Linked DNA regions of Mus musculus: region 1 is linked to region 2. A link is a contact called in ENCODE Hi-C or POLR2A ChIA-PET data. All regions are on one chromosome and are shown on one strand. The core of a region is the stretch at or near the end of the contact, and the rest is flanking DNA. Distances in the headings are between cores, read along the strand shown.

Region 1 (6,314 bases), core at 1,404-3,903, 34 kb before region 2:
TTCGCCAGCATCTTGTCCTGAAAGGTGTGGTGCTTGCCAGTACTTCTGTGGCTTGCCAAGTTACTTGGGACTCCTTACACTCCCTTAGGACACTGGCAGTGTGTGCTTATTAATATACTGTACTCTAGCAGTGTGTACTTATTAATATACTGCAAGGCTCTGAGGCACTCATCTAGCCAGAACTTAGAGGAATCAACTTGTATCGTGCCATACCACCCCTAAGCAAGTCATCTGTCTCGTCTGTAAAAACCTGAAGACCTTGCATTGACGTGGTCTCTTAGCTATGGAAAGTCCTTTCACACATCTGTCCCAGAGCAGGGATGCTTCACCCATATTCAACATTTACTCTAGTCACTAATCTGTCCCAGAGCAGGGATGCTTCACCCATATTCAACATTTGCTCTAGTCACTAAATGCTGTTTCCTCCACAAGTAGCTGATGCAGAACTACCCACAGTTTGTCAACGACTGAAATACCCTGATGTGGTATGTGACTGTATGTATGTGGCACTGTCACCAATGACACCCTGTCGGGGGGGGGGGGGTGTCTCCTAACATGATAATAGTGCTTAAAAAGTTCTTATTTCTGGTGGTGTCATGGATGTTCTGATAGTATAAGCTGGTGTTCCATTCATTTGTCTGGAGCGAGGCTGGTGACAAAAACCCACTGCACAGTAGGCTGTATAAAAGCAGGCTAATACAGTCAGTTACAGAACAACATATTTATTTATTTGGCTTTAGTCTTTCTATATAGCTCAGGCTGGACTCAAACATGAGATCCTTCTGCCTCAGCCAGCCTCCTAAGTGCTGGTATTGTGGTATGGGACAAGAATATTTTGTAATGATAATAAACAGCCATGTTCATTTTTAACGCGTTGTGCTTTTAACCAGTATTTTGTGCTGCTCCCCCTACTTTTAAAAAGGTTTGACTGTACTACGGTGAGCCAGCGTCTTGATGACATCATTTTCTCCTGTTCCTGATTCAATCTTGCATTTTTCTGTCCATGTAACCCTCAGGGCACCAGCAGACATTACACAGCTGCCACAGCAGCAGGCCACACCTTCTAGGTCCATGGAACTTCATTTGCATCATAGGACTGCATCGACTTCTTCCAAGTCAAAGATCAAGGATACTCATGAGGAGGACGGTAGCTGTGGTTGTGAGCTGGGAAGGCTCTCTTCCCATCTGGCCCCTGCGCTCTTTCCTGTCTATCCACTCCCCTTGCTCATTTCTCTCTCCATCCAGTCTTCTCTCTGCTCCTTCTAGCTGCCACATCTCCTCTAAGTTGCCTCAGTTAGGGCACTGCTCCGTTGGACTATCATCTCGCTTCTCAGTTCCATTTGCATTTCTGCTTCTGGACGAGATCCTCAGGGTGGTCTTTACAAGTCCTACACCAGGCTTTGGACCACATCCTTAAGGTGGTCTTTGCAAGTCCTAGCATCAGGCTTCAGCAGACACAGGTTTCCTTCAAGCTTGCAAAGTTCGTTGCAACTGGTCTTAGAGCACTTGGCTGGCTTCCTGGGAACAGGCTTGCCTTGAGGATGGAACGATGGTAGCCTCAGTTCATCCTATCTCTCCTCCGTATCTCTGAAAACTCTATTGCAGCAGTTCAGATCAGACATGGAATCATACACAGGACCAGGGCCAGAGTCTGAAGGCCAGCCTTGTAACATTTGGCCCATCTGAATCACACTGTATCTCAGGAAAGTGGGGAAGACATCTCTGCTGAAGGGTGAGAGGCAGTGAAGCATGGCTGGCCTGGGGGGTTGTTTAGGATAAGATAGAAATCCTGTGTGACTCAGATGATCAGTGCCCGGAGGGCAGTGCCTTGGCCAGCACAGGATTGGGTAGACTCCTGGCACCCAATGGTGCCACAGAATGCTGGCACAGGGTGTAGCCAGCATCACTAAGAATCACCTCTGGTTAACAACCTTGCTTTGAAGGAGGATAGCATCTTACAAGTACACAGCTTACCCGCAGCTTCTACAACCCTAGGTTAGGGCCTGAGCCTTGCAGTTTCCACCGCCAGGGGGCGCCTTGACCTCTGGCCTCCCCAAGCCTGAACAACATTCAGGTGTCAATCAAGACCAGCTCGTCCCTTTTCAAATAAAGCCAGCAACAGGAACAGACTCCATTTCCCAAGAGGACAAAGAACTCATGATGTCTTGATCCGTGCTTCATGGCATAGTTGAAAACGGGAAACCTGGCTGTGACAGAAAACCAGGCAGTGACAAGATATGGGTGGGATCAAGTGGGTAGGAAGAATTGAGTAAGAACTTGAGCCAGTGTCGCCAGGACTCTTAGGGACAGGGCATAATAGTAATGATACAGTAGTAAATGAAAGAGACAAAAGACAAAAAAAACAAAAAAACAAAAACCTCAAGAACCAAAAAACCACACACAAAACCAACCAACCAACCAATAAAACAACAACAACAAACCAATTTGAAATAACCATCCCAGAAGAACGCTCTGAAGACGCTCAGTCTGGTGGCAGATTCCTAATTCATCTTTTTTTTTCCACCCTGGGACTCCATTCCCTGAGTCAAGCCCCAGACCAGAGGGTCAGCCCACCACAGTTGCCAGGCTACTTACTGCACTGTGCCATGCCTGGACCTCCTCCAACCTGTGTTCTGGTCTCCAGCACTTCCCAAGCGTGAATCACGACAGCCTCCCTTGGCAGGGCCCGCGGCCGCGCTTCCTAAACGCCTTTTCTGCCAACAGCTACCCGCTTTCTGTGGTGATTACGTGTCAGCTGCTCCCTGCTTCAGACTTTTTACCTCTTCCTCTATGCTTCCTCAGCCAGCAGCTATCTTCACTGATCTGCCAAAAACCCTCACTGTGGGTTCCAGAATCTTCTCCCCAGCCCCGTCTTCCTCCTATGCCACCCGCCCTACCCTCAGCCGACTTTGAGTTTCCGGGGTTACACCCTGGTTTAAAAAAAAATGTTTCTGAAATGGCTTTCCACTTTTGTGGGACCGGCTGCTGCCTCACCCTGGGCCATAAGCCTTTTCTGACACCTGCTGAATGCTGTCCATCTTCTTTGCCCCACCTCCTGAGCCTCTACAATAAGCCACGCCTCTAGAGCGCTTGCCCCGCTACAGGCTCCTCTTCCCACTTAACCACCACACTGTCACGTTGTGGGCACTTGTCTTAGATCACGCCCCACAACAGAATATCATGGACGGTGACTCCAACAACGCAACAACAGGTATTTATTTCTTGTCATTTAAAGGGTGGGCATCCACAATCAAGGTTCTGACATTGCTGCTTCTGCTGAGGGCTGTCTTCCTGACTGGCAGGCGGCTACCTTCCATACTTTCCTTTGAACCTACCACCTTTCTGACTTCGTTCGACTTTAGTTGCTACTTAAAAGCACCATCTCCAGAGACAGTCACTTTGGGAGTCACCACAATTCACCCCTTAACAATACCTGGACTGTAGCGATAGATTGCCTCTAGGTGCAAGCACTGCACTAACATTTATGTATGAGTTACCTCGTCCGGGCCACACAGATACTCCTCAAGGCAGACATAACCTCCAACTTCACGCCTGAGAAAGTGAGAACCAGAGAGATTAACCAACCTGCAAATTAGCAGCACACCAGAGCTCCTAGCTCATATCTGAGGATCTCAGAATGGGACTGTGTGCTGTAAGCCTTGAATTAGATAATCAGAACTTTACTGCTAGACTCTGCGATTCCTTTACTCAAAGGTTTCATTCTCCCAGAATCCTCTCCTGTCTGCAAACTCCCAAAGCTCCCCATAGCTCAGACTATTATATCCTGTGACTTCAATGACTTAGGAAACCACTACTGTCCCTCTTTGGTATTTCCTTCCCTTACAGGGACCAGACAGGAGTCCCCTTTACTCTATGCCTGAGTCTTGAATCTTTAGCCAGTTCTATTGATGGTAGCTATAATTGTAGAACACAGGCAAGCAAAATTATGGCCTCCAAATCCTGCTCCACTCCTCTGGCCAGTCCCCAGCCTCTGCTCCACCCCCACCTTCTCCCAGTCTTCACTTCTACACACCCAGTCTCCCTCACTCTTAATGTCCACAACCCCATTTGTGTTTCAGATCCTGGACATCCTCAGAGCCCCTTTCTGCCATCTCTGTCTGAAATATTCCAGCCAGACTCCCTGAACTCCAGAGAAACACAAAAAAACAGGCAGCCCCAGCCCTAGAATAACCCATGTTATGTGTCCAAACAATGTGGTAGCCAGGGACTTCTAGGCCTCCGCTGAGCACCAACCTCCTCCGTTCCCTATCTCCTGTATTCATGCTGCTCTACCCAGCTCACTTCCAGATTCATCAGACTTTAAAATTCTTCACCTCACTGCCCACAAAGAAGAGCAGATCTCCCAGACCACCCTCCTCTGCATCTGCCTTTATTCTCACACACTCTGCTCCTCCAAGGTCACCTTACTACCAAGTTGGGACTGGCTCTCAAATCTCTCATGGTCCTGGCTTTTCTCCTCTCCTCCCCACCCACTCATCCCCTTCATCTTGTGAGAGCAAGCGTGATGGTTCCTATCCTTAAAATCCCTCCCTGCCACAGGTTCTCAGCTTCGGCTATAAATATGAAAGGCTTCCAGCCAGACCAGCTCAATAAAAACCTGCAGGGCAGGCCCTGGGCTTCTCCCTGGGGTCAACAGCATACCTTCTTGCCTAGCCATCAACCCATCTCTTAGCTTAGCTGACACTTTGGGTCTAATTGTCCTCACTTGGCGACTGTTACAATGTAATCACTTCCTACCTGTACCTGCCTTACCCTCTCCTATGGTCTGACCAAAAACTTCTCCGCCTACCAGGCCACCTTGTAGCTCTCAACCCACTCTGTCACAGCCTAGCCAGAGACCCTGAAAGCTTCTTCATTCGATAAATCCTCTAGGCTCCCTCAGCGCTGCTTTCCTTTGTGACCAAGGTCTTCTCCATACTCTTGGGTGCTTGAGAGTGCTCCCCCCTTCTGCATTTTCTGTTGTCTAGTCTACACTCTCTGGGGATACCTTCTCTGACTAGAGCCTGCAAATCCAAGTTCCTAGCCAGACCTCATTCTAAGCTCCCACCCACACATCTCCCCAATGCCTGCCTTTGTGGATAATCCTGGAGGCACTTACACCCCACTCATGTGAATTCTCCCATCTACACTCCAAAACCTGTTCTTCCCCGGACACCACCTATCCAGATTTTTGCCACCAAGCTGGCTTCTTCCAAGTCGGAGGGTGACACCCCCCATTCCCACCTCTTCCTGCCACCCACATCCAATGAGCTTTATAATGTCTTAGGATTCACTTACTTCAGGTCCTGCCTCCATCTGTCCTTGTATCACTGCCCCAGGGCTATTTGGAGAGGCTCTTTCCTGGGCCATCTCCCTCACTGCTATCTCTTCCCATGTCTGCTAGGAGTGTCTTGTCTTTCTGATTGGACCCTTGTCTGCTTGGCTCTGTCCTGGGATAAAAGGACAGCTTCCTGCTCATCACACCAAGCTCCTCCTTGCCTCCCTCCCGTTTCCTGGCCTTGCCCTTCTGCTCTCCCACTCCCAAGCTCTCTCTCCATTCCAGGACCAAATCGGAACCCTGCATGCCTCCTCACTCCTGGACTTGGCACCTAGTCTTTGAGAGCCTGCTTCCAGAAACACACCGGGGAACAAACTTTGCACCTCTTAGAGCATGCTGGGACTTCTTGGGGCCTTCTTGTTATGTCCCATGATACTTAACAAAGGGCTAATCCTCCTCAGGCCCTTGTCCCGTTCCTCTGTGGCCAGGCTAGAAAAAGGCAGACTCGGGAACCTGACCTAGCCTCTCGTCAGCCTTTGCAGTCATGAGCAAGAGGCTTCATTCTCCTCTGTCTTCGTCTCTTCCTTGGTAAAGTGGGGTCATGACAGTGGCCACTGGCTGCAGGTTGTTAGGAGGATCAGATCCTGGACCTCCAAGGGCCTGAAAGCGGGCATGAGGCAGTTCTCAGTAGACTCTTCCTCCAGTACAGTGCAAAACATGTTAAGTCTGCAATATGTATGTGACTCGATTCAAGGAAAAGAAGGCCTGAGATGACAGTATATGAGAGTCCGGTTAAAACCACATTCAGAACGTCCCCAAAAGATCTAGAAGAAAGGCAAGTGCTTCTTGTCAGGGAGGAACACGGGACAGGTGGCAACAACTACCAGGGCATCTGACCCAGAGCTTGGGCCTAGGCTCTGACTGCCCCACCCACACCACCCAGAAACCCTGGCCAGATGAATAAAGTCAGGCTGGGTTATTAATACCAGAGCATTTAGGACTCTATGAGTCTGGGATTTTCTATGCTTGTTCACTT
Region 2 (6,496 bases), core at 3,022-5,521:
TAGCTCTGAGCCCCATTTTTTAATGGGGTTATTTGATTTTCTGAAGTCCACCTTCTTGAGTTCTTTATATATGTTGGATATTAGTCCCCTATCTGATTTAGGATTGGTAAAGATCCTTTCCCAATCTGTTGGTGGCCTTTTTGTCTTATTGACAGTGTCTTTTGCCTTACAGAAGCTTTGCAATTTTATGAGGTCCCATTTGTCGATTCTCAGTCTTACAGCACAAGCCATTACACCCATGGAAGGAGTTACAGAGACAAAGTTTGGAGCTGAGACGAAAGGATGGACCATCTAGAGACTGCCACACTCAGGGATCCATCCCATAATCAGCCTCCAAATGCTGACACCATTGCATATACTAGCAAGATTTTGCTGAAAGGACCCTGATATAGCTGTCTCTTGTGAGGCTATGCCGGTGCCTGACAAACACAGAAGTGGACGCTCACAGTCAGCTATTGGATGGAACACAGGGCCCCCAATGGAGGAACTAGAGAAAGTACCCAAGGAGCTAAAGGGGTCTGCAACCCTATAGGTGGAACAACAATATGAACTAACCAGTACCTCCGGAGCTCATGTTTCTAGCTGCATATGTAGCAGAAGATGGCCTAGTCAGCCATCATTGGGAAGAGAGGCCCCTTGGTCTTGCAAACTTTATATTCCTCAGAACAGGGGAGTGCCAAGGCCAAGAAGTGGGAGTGGGTGGGTAGGGAAGGGGGGGGAGGGTATGGGGGACTTTGGGATAGCACTTGAAATGTAAATGAAGAAAATACCTAATAAAAAATTAGATGTTAAAAAAAAAGAGTTAGACCCCATAGGTAGCTCCAATGTTTGCGTCTGTTTCCTGTAGGTAATCCTAATTTCTCCCCACAGCCTGGGGCATTTTTTAACTCTATACTGTTAAGTCCTTTGCAAGCTTCCTGCTGTATCCCACCAGGTTGAGATGCTGGTGTTCTCGTAGGCATTTATTTAAAACCAATAAAAGAAAGGGGGCGGCTCAGTGAGCAAGGGTGAGGGCCTGAGTTCAGACCCTCAGAGCCTATGCAAAGCTGGACACGGCCGCGTTCATCTGAAATCCCAGCAGTCCTACAGTGGATGGGAAGCTGAGACAGAGAATCTCTGGAAGCTTAAGGGCCAACAAGCCTGACTTATGCACTGGTGAACAGCAAGAGACCCTGTCTCAAACAACACAGGGGTGAAGCCTGACACTCAAGGTTGTCCTCTGACCTCCATTCATATGCCATGGCACACAAATGCCCACATTTACACATGAACACGCTCTCACACATACACATCACGCATGTACACAGATTTGAAAGAAAGAGAAAGAGAGAAGGAGGGAGGCAGGGAGGGAGAGAGACAGAGACAAAGAAACAGGGGGGGGGTATCTAGAAAGATGGCTCAGGGGTTAAGAGCACTTGCAGGAGACCTGGTTCAGTTCCCAGCACCTGCATCCAGTGACTCACAGTCACCTGTAACTACAGATCTAGGGGATCTAACACACTCTTCTGGCCTCCAAAGACACACGTGCATGTGTCATACACAGAGAGACACACAAATAAACCTTTAAGGCAAATAAATAAAGTAAGCACAATAGGGATTGTACATAATAGTTCACCAGGGTAACTATGGTTAGCTACTCATTTGTGGCACTTGGAGGCTGACCTAGCTTCTGAGCAGAAATATGTCTTTATTACAGAAATACATAACCAGCATTTCTGTGTGTTCAGGAAAATGTATATGACCTTGGGTAAACTATCAAACATCTGTATATCTGGTTTCCTTATCGTAGGAGAACGGAGATTCTCAGATAAATTAATTCATGAACTTATACCTGTTTGCATATAAGCAAGTGTGCACTATGTGCCAGGACCCACACATGAGGAAGAACATGCAGTCTTATCTCCTCTCTGCACCTAGGTCTCCTCACTGAATGGTGTACTTTCTGAGTCCATCTACTTTTCTGTAAATTTCATTTTTCTTCATACCCAATAACTTTCCATTTGTGTAGGTACCCATGTCTTCATCATCTCTCCCTCTGTTGGTGGACATTCAGGTTACCCCACGTCATTGCTATAAACATGGACGTACAGATATCTGTGAAGTAGGATCTGGGGTTTGGGAGCATATGCCCAAGAGTGGATTGGGTCGGTCAGAGTTATTAATTTTTTGTTTGTTTTTTCATGTGAGTGTGTATTGATGAATTAGTGAATAAAGATGCACTTGATAGTGAAAGTGTAACACTCTTAAGTGAAGCCCTATGGCCATTCTAAGTAAGTAAATTTTGCTGATACATCTGTATCTACTTATGTCTAGTCTATATCTATGTGCGCATATCTCTCTTTCGATTATATATATAATTATAATATATAATATTATATATGCATATATATGTATAATCAAGATAGGGAGAGGGAGAGTTTGGGACTGTGCAAGTGTTTGAGTGACTGTATGACTGTATTAATCTAGCTGCTGAGTAATATTGATCTGTAATTTAGTTAGAATATATATGCTTTATTGTTAAAAAAAAAAGCAGGGATGAGTGGATGAGAGATTACTTCCCTCTGGCATTCAGTGGCAAAAACCAGAACCAACATTTGTGGCAATCGGATGTCATACTAGGCAGACATCTGAGATTCAATGGTGCCTACTTCCTGCATCCATGTCCTACTGTGACATATGGGCTGTACCTAATGGCGGCTCTCTGACAAGCAGAGCATGGCAGAGTGATGGGATGCCACTTAATGTCACTTCCACGAGCACATCACAAAAGTCTGTGGTTCTGGGAGATGGCTCAGCTGAGAAAGAGCGTGGCATGCAAACGAGAGGTCAGGATCCAGGTCCCCAGAACACAAAAGCTAGGTGGGCCTGGCTGTTCCCAGCACTCAGCGGGCAGAGGCGGTGATCCTCACAGTAAGCTAGCTAGCTAGACTAGCTGGATTTGACTAGTTCCAGGTCTAATGACTGACCCTGCCTCAATAAATAAAGTGGAGATTCTTCAAGGAAGACATCTGACTTCCATAGCTGAGCGTGCTCACGTGGAGCGCATCACACAGCCATGTCCTTGAAGAGAGAGATCTCTGGAATCTTCTGCAGCCTCAATGAAGCAAGGTGTCATGGCAGAGAGGCAAACAAACAAAACAGAGCAAGCTGCCCAGCCATGACCAGCAGGAAACAAGGCCCTCAGTCCAGCAATCCCCAAGGAGGCGTGCAGGCCTGCCAACAACCCAGGAGGCCTGTGTGCCTTCTCCACACAGCCTTGTAAAGAGGCGTTCTGGCCCTCAGCCACCTTGCCTCCAGCCAGTGAGAGCCCCTGAACAAAGAACGCGGCCAAGCCCTGCCCAGATTCCTGACTCACAGAAACCTAGAGTATAAGTATGCCCTGCTTCTTGGCAGTACCGGTTGGGTTAATTTATTACCAGCGGTAGGTCACAAAAAACAATAGCTCATCGGAGGCTTACATAAATATGGGCAGTGTAGCTATTAGCATTGAGAAATGAAAGCAATGGGTTAAGAGGCAAGGTTTTGGTACCAGCTAGGATGGGTTTCAATCTTGGAGCAGCTTACTATCTATGTGGCCTTGGGCAAGATGATCTATGAACATATGTATCTTTAAAATGCACCTGATTCTCAACTTGTAGTGAGGGCTCAGGGCTACACAGAGAGGTTATGCAATCTGCTTAGTTCAGTGCCTGCCACGCAGTAAGCACCAGGCAGAAGGAAGCCGTCACTAATCATAATTCACTGTAATAGTAACAATTGATTAAGACCTCTCGAATAGAGCAGCTGGTGTCCCCTGCCTGGGAGCTGTCAAGCTGAGCCCTGACGGCCATGTAAAGCAGTGATTAAAAGTGCTGGCTTAGTTGGCAAACCGCTTGGCATATGTGCACTGGGACTTGAGAAGATTCACAACTGTCACATAAAAAAGGGGCACAGTGGCGTGCTCCTTTAACCCCCACAGGGGAAGTTTGAGACAGGAGGGGAGGGTGCAGGTAAGATTCGGAGGATGGCCGATCAGGTAGCCTGGCCAATTAGTGAGCCCTGGGTTCCATAAGAAAAACAGAAAACAATAAGAGAGAGACCTGGTGTTCACCTCTGACTTCCACGTGTGTGTGCACGTGTACACATACTAACACAAAAGTGACCAGAACCCAAGAGGATCATAAACACTTACCCAATCTCAGACTCAGGGGGCGGGTCAGTCAGTGGTGGGGCGTCCATTCTTAGTCAACTTCCGATATTACCTTGCAGCCAGGGGCCGTTTGGGTCATGTCAACCTGCACCTCAGTGGCACCTCCCCTTTTGCCTGGCTCCTAGGGAGGTGTGTCTGGCTCCCTGCCTAGGTGCAGGGCACCCAGCAAGGTAAACACCCAGACAGGAAGTGCCTGTCCCAGGAATGGGGCCAGCTATAGGGAGGCAGGTCTGAAGGTCAGGAATGTTTCCCAGGGAGGCTTTTCCAGGCTATAGTACTCAGGGACAGGTAGGGAGCTTGTGTGCTTATGTGGGGGACACACAGACCTGCACTGAGGTGCCCGGACAGGACCGTGGATGGGAAAGGAAGAAACTGAAGCACTTATGAGGGGGCCTAACACCCAGGAACTTCTGGCTGGCAGGTGAGCAAAATATATGTTTATTTTATCTTATTTTTTAATGAAATGAGATCAAGGAAACCGTAGAAGAGAGGTCACTGCTGGGGAAGTGCAGAGTGTTGCAAGCATTGATTGAGAAGAACTAGGAAAGAGAAGGCAGCCAGACTGTCCATGGGAAGGAGAACTTGGCTACCCTTGCAAGATTCCAGCAGTACCTATGAGGTCCTGGCTATGCCTGTGAGCTCCCAGCCCATCTTGGCTTAGTGATTCTCCCAGCCCAGCGTGTTTCAACATCTGTGAAGCACGAAGCAGGGTGACCCCTCTTTCCAGCTCCTATACCTCCAGCTGTGGAGACTAGGGAGACAATGTACTGCAAAGGACAGGTCAATAACTTACAGGGCCCTGTGCAACAGGAACGTGCAGGGCCTCTTGCCAAAAACCGATAAAGAATCAGAGAGAGGCAGAAGCCTCATGTTAAAGTAACTGCAGAGCCCTCCAAGACCAGGGCACTCACTCCCCATGGTGCTCGCCCTGGTTGTAAATGTATGTGTAGACTGTGAAGTGCTGTGATTTCCGTGTGCTGTTGGCTCAAACCTCAGGGTTAAGGTGTGCTCTAGGGAGGAGACTTCACAGCTATGGAGTAACAGCCCCTGTGTTGCTGCCCCACTGATGTTGCTCCTCCTGCTCAGGGACCATTTCAGGACAAAAGACCCTACCCTCAGAACCCTCCAGATTTGTGTGCTTGGTGGCCAAGAAGCCAGAGTATGTTGTGACTCGGTTGAGAAAACTCAGCTGGATATAGCAATAGAAGGTTCTTATTTCCTGTCTTGACCAATATGTGGGATATTCACGAAGCCATCAGCTGCAGGGAGCTGGACTTGGGATTCCTGTAGTTTTGGCTACTCTGCTATCTCAGCTAGTGACCAATGTCTTGTTGCCTTGAGAGAAATGGCTGTCTTAATGCAGAGAGACATTAAGGCTCTGGTTGGGTCCCCCCACTGTGTTTTCCTTTCCCCTCCCCCTTTCTTCATCTTGGCCCACATTTGATGTTACTTAGTCTCAGAAAGGAGAAGCCAGAGTCTCCTTGGAGACTCCAGCATCCTGGACAATGAAAATGGACAATAGGCCATCTTCCTCAACCACACTCTCAGGCCACTCTTTGAACAACCACAGATTTTCATGGACATGGTCCCCAGGATAGGGAGACACCCAGCCTGTCCTGTTTCCTAACGGTAGCAGCAGTCCCTGTGGCCCCACTGCCAGGGATACCACAGTGAGTTTGAACATTAATGAGAGGTCTTTTAAAGAATGTCCCATGGTGAGCTTCTGTTGGTGAAATAGCTGATGGGTTGACTGTGAGCACTTGTTCCCGCTCTCACTCTAGCTAAGTGTTTCAAGTTCCTAGGGATGAGGGGTTGGGATCTTAATGACTAGAACAGGAAGTTCCTGGGGGAAGCAGAAGCCTCTGTAAAGAATTCTTGGTGAATAGGATTGCTGAAGTAAGGGAAAGGTGGAGAAGTGCTCCTATCCATGGGACTCACAGACTTAGGAAGTAGGCTCTGTACATGCGGACAATGTCATCCCAGGAGATACACCCTTCAGCTGTAGATGCAGCAGGCTGACTGTGTGCCTTTGTCACTTTCACCTCTTTGCCAGGAACCACATGCATTAGTCATGGTGTCTACCATAGACTATAGCTTGAAGTACCCACTATCTAGATCCTTAAAGAGTTCCCAAATGATTTGCTGGTACATTATCTAAGGAGGGTAACTCTGGATAGAGAGTCTCCAGAAGTGGGGATCTCTTTGGATGTAGGAGTATAACTCAGCATTGGGAGAGAGTAGGCTTTCTTAGCCTATTTATCTGGACAACATAAAAGAGGAAACTGTAGCCGGGGACCTGAGCTGAGG

The links. A loop is a pair of places that touch in the nucleus more often than their neighbours do. ChIA-PET counts read pairs that join two places held with the same protein, here RNA polymerase II (POLR2A).
Region 1: POLR2A ChIA-PET joins it to region 2 with 17 read pairs in Patski. The contact joins the enhancer-like site here to the promoter of Neu2 in region 2. A Hi-C loop is called at or near these places in 1 of 37 maps with a recorded cell type or tissue (heart). POLR2A ChIA-PET finds 5 or more read pairs at or near these places in 2 of 5 experiments (Patski and embryonic stem cell).

What each region holds. Positions count from the first base shown.
Region 1 is chr1:87,604,326-87,610,639 of GRCm38, reverse strand. No RefSeq gene overlaps it. Among named protein-coding and RNA genes, the nearest start is that of Inpp5d, 13 kb to the left of the region's middle. Within about 2 kb of position 2,653, at least 2 of the 3 ENCODE cell types and tissues checked have a DNase peak (open chromatin) inside an H3K27ac peak, as active enhancers do.
Region 2 is chr1:87,571,802-87,578,297 of GRCm38, reverse strand. It overlaps Neu2 (neuraminidase 2), which reads right to left and starts at 4,271. Exons shown (of 4, transcript NM_001160163.1): 1 at 4,172-4,271. It also overlaps a transcript of Ngef not described here.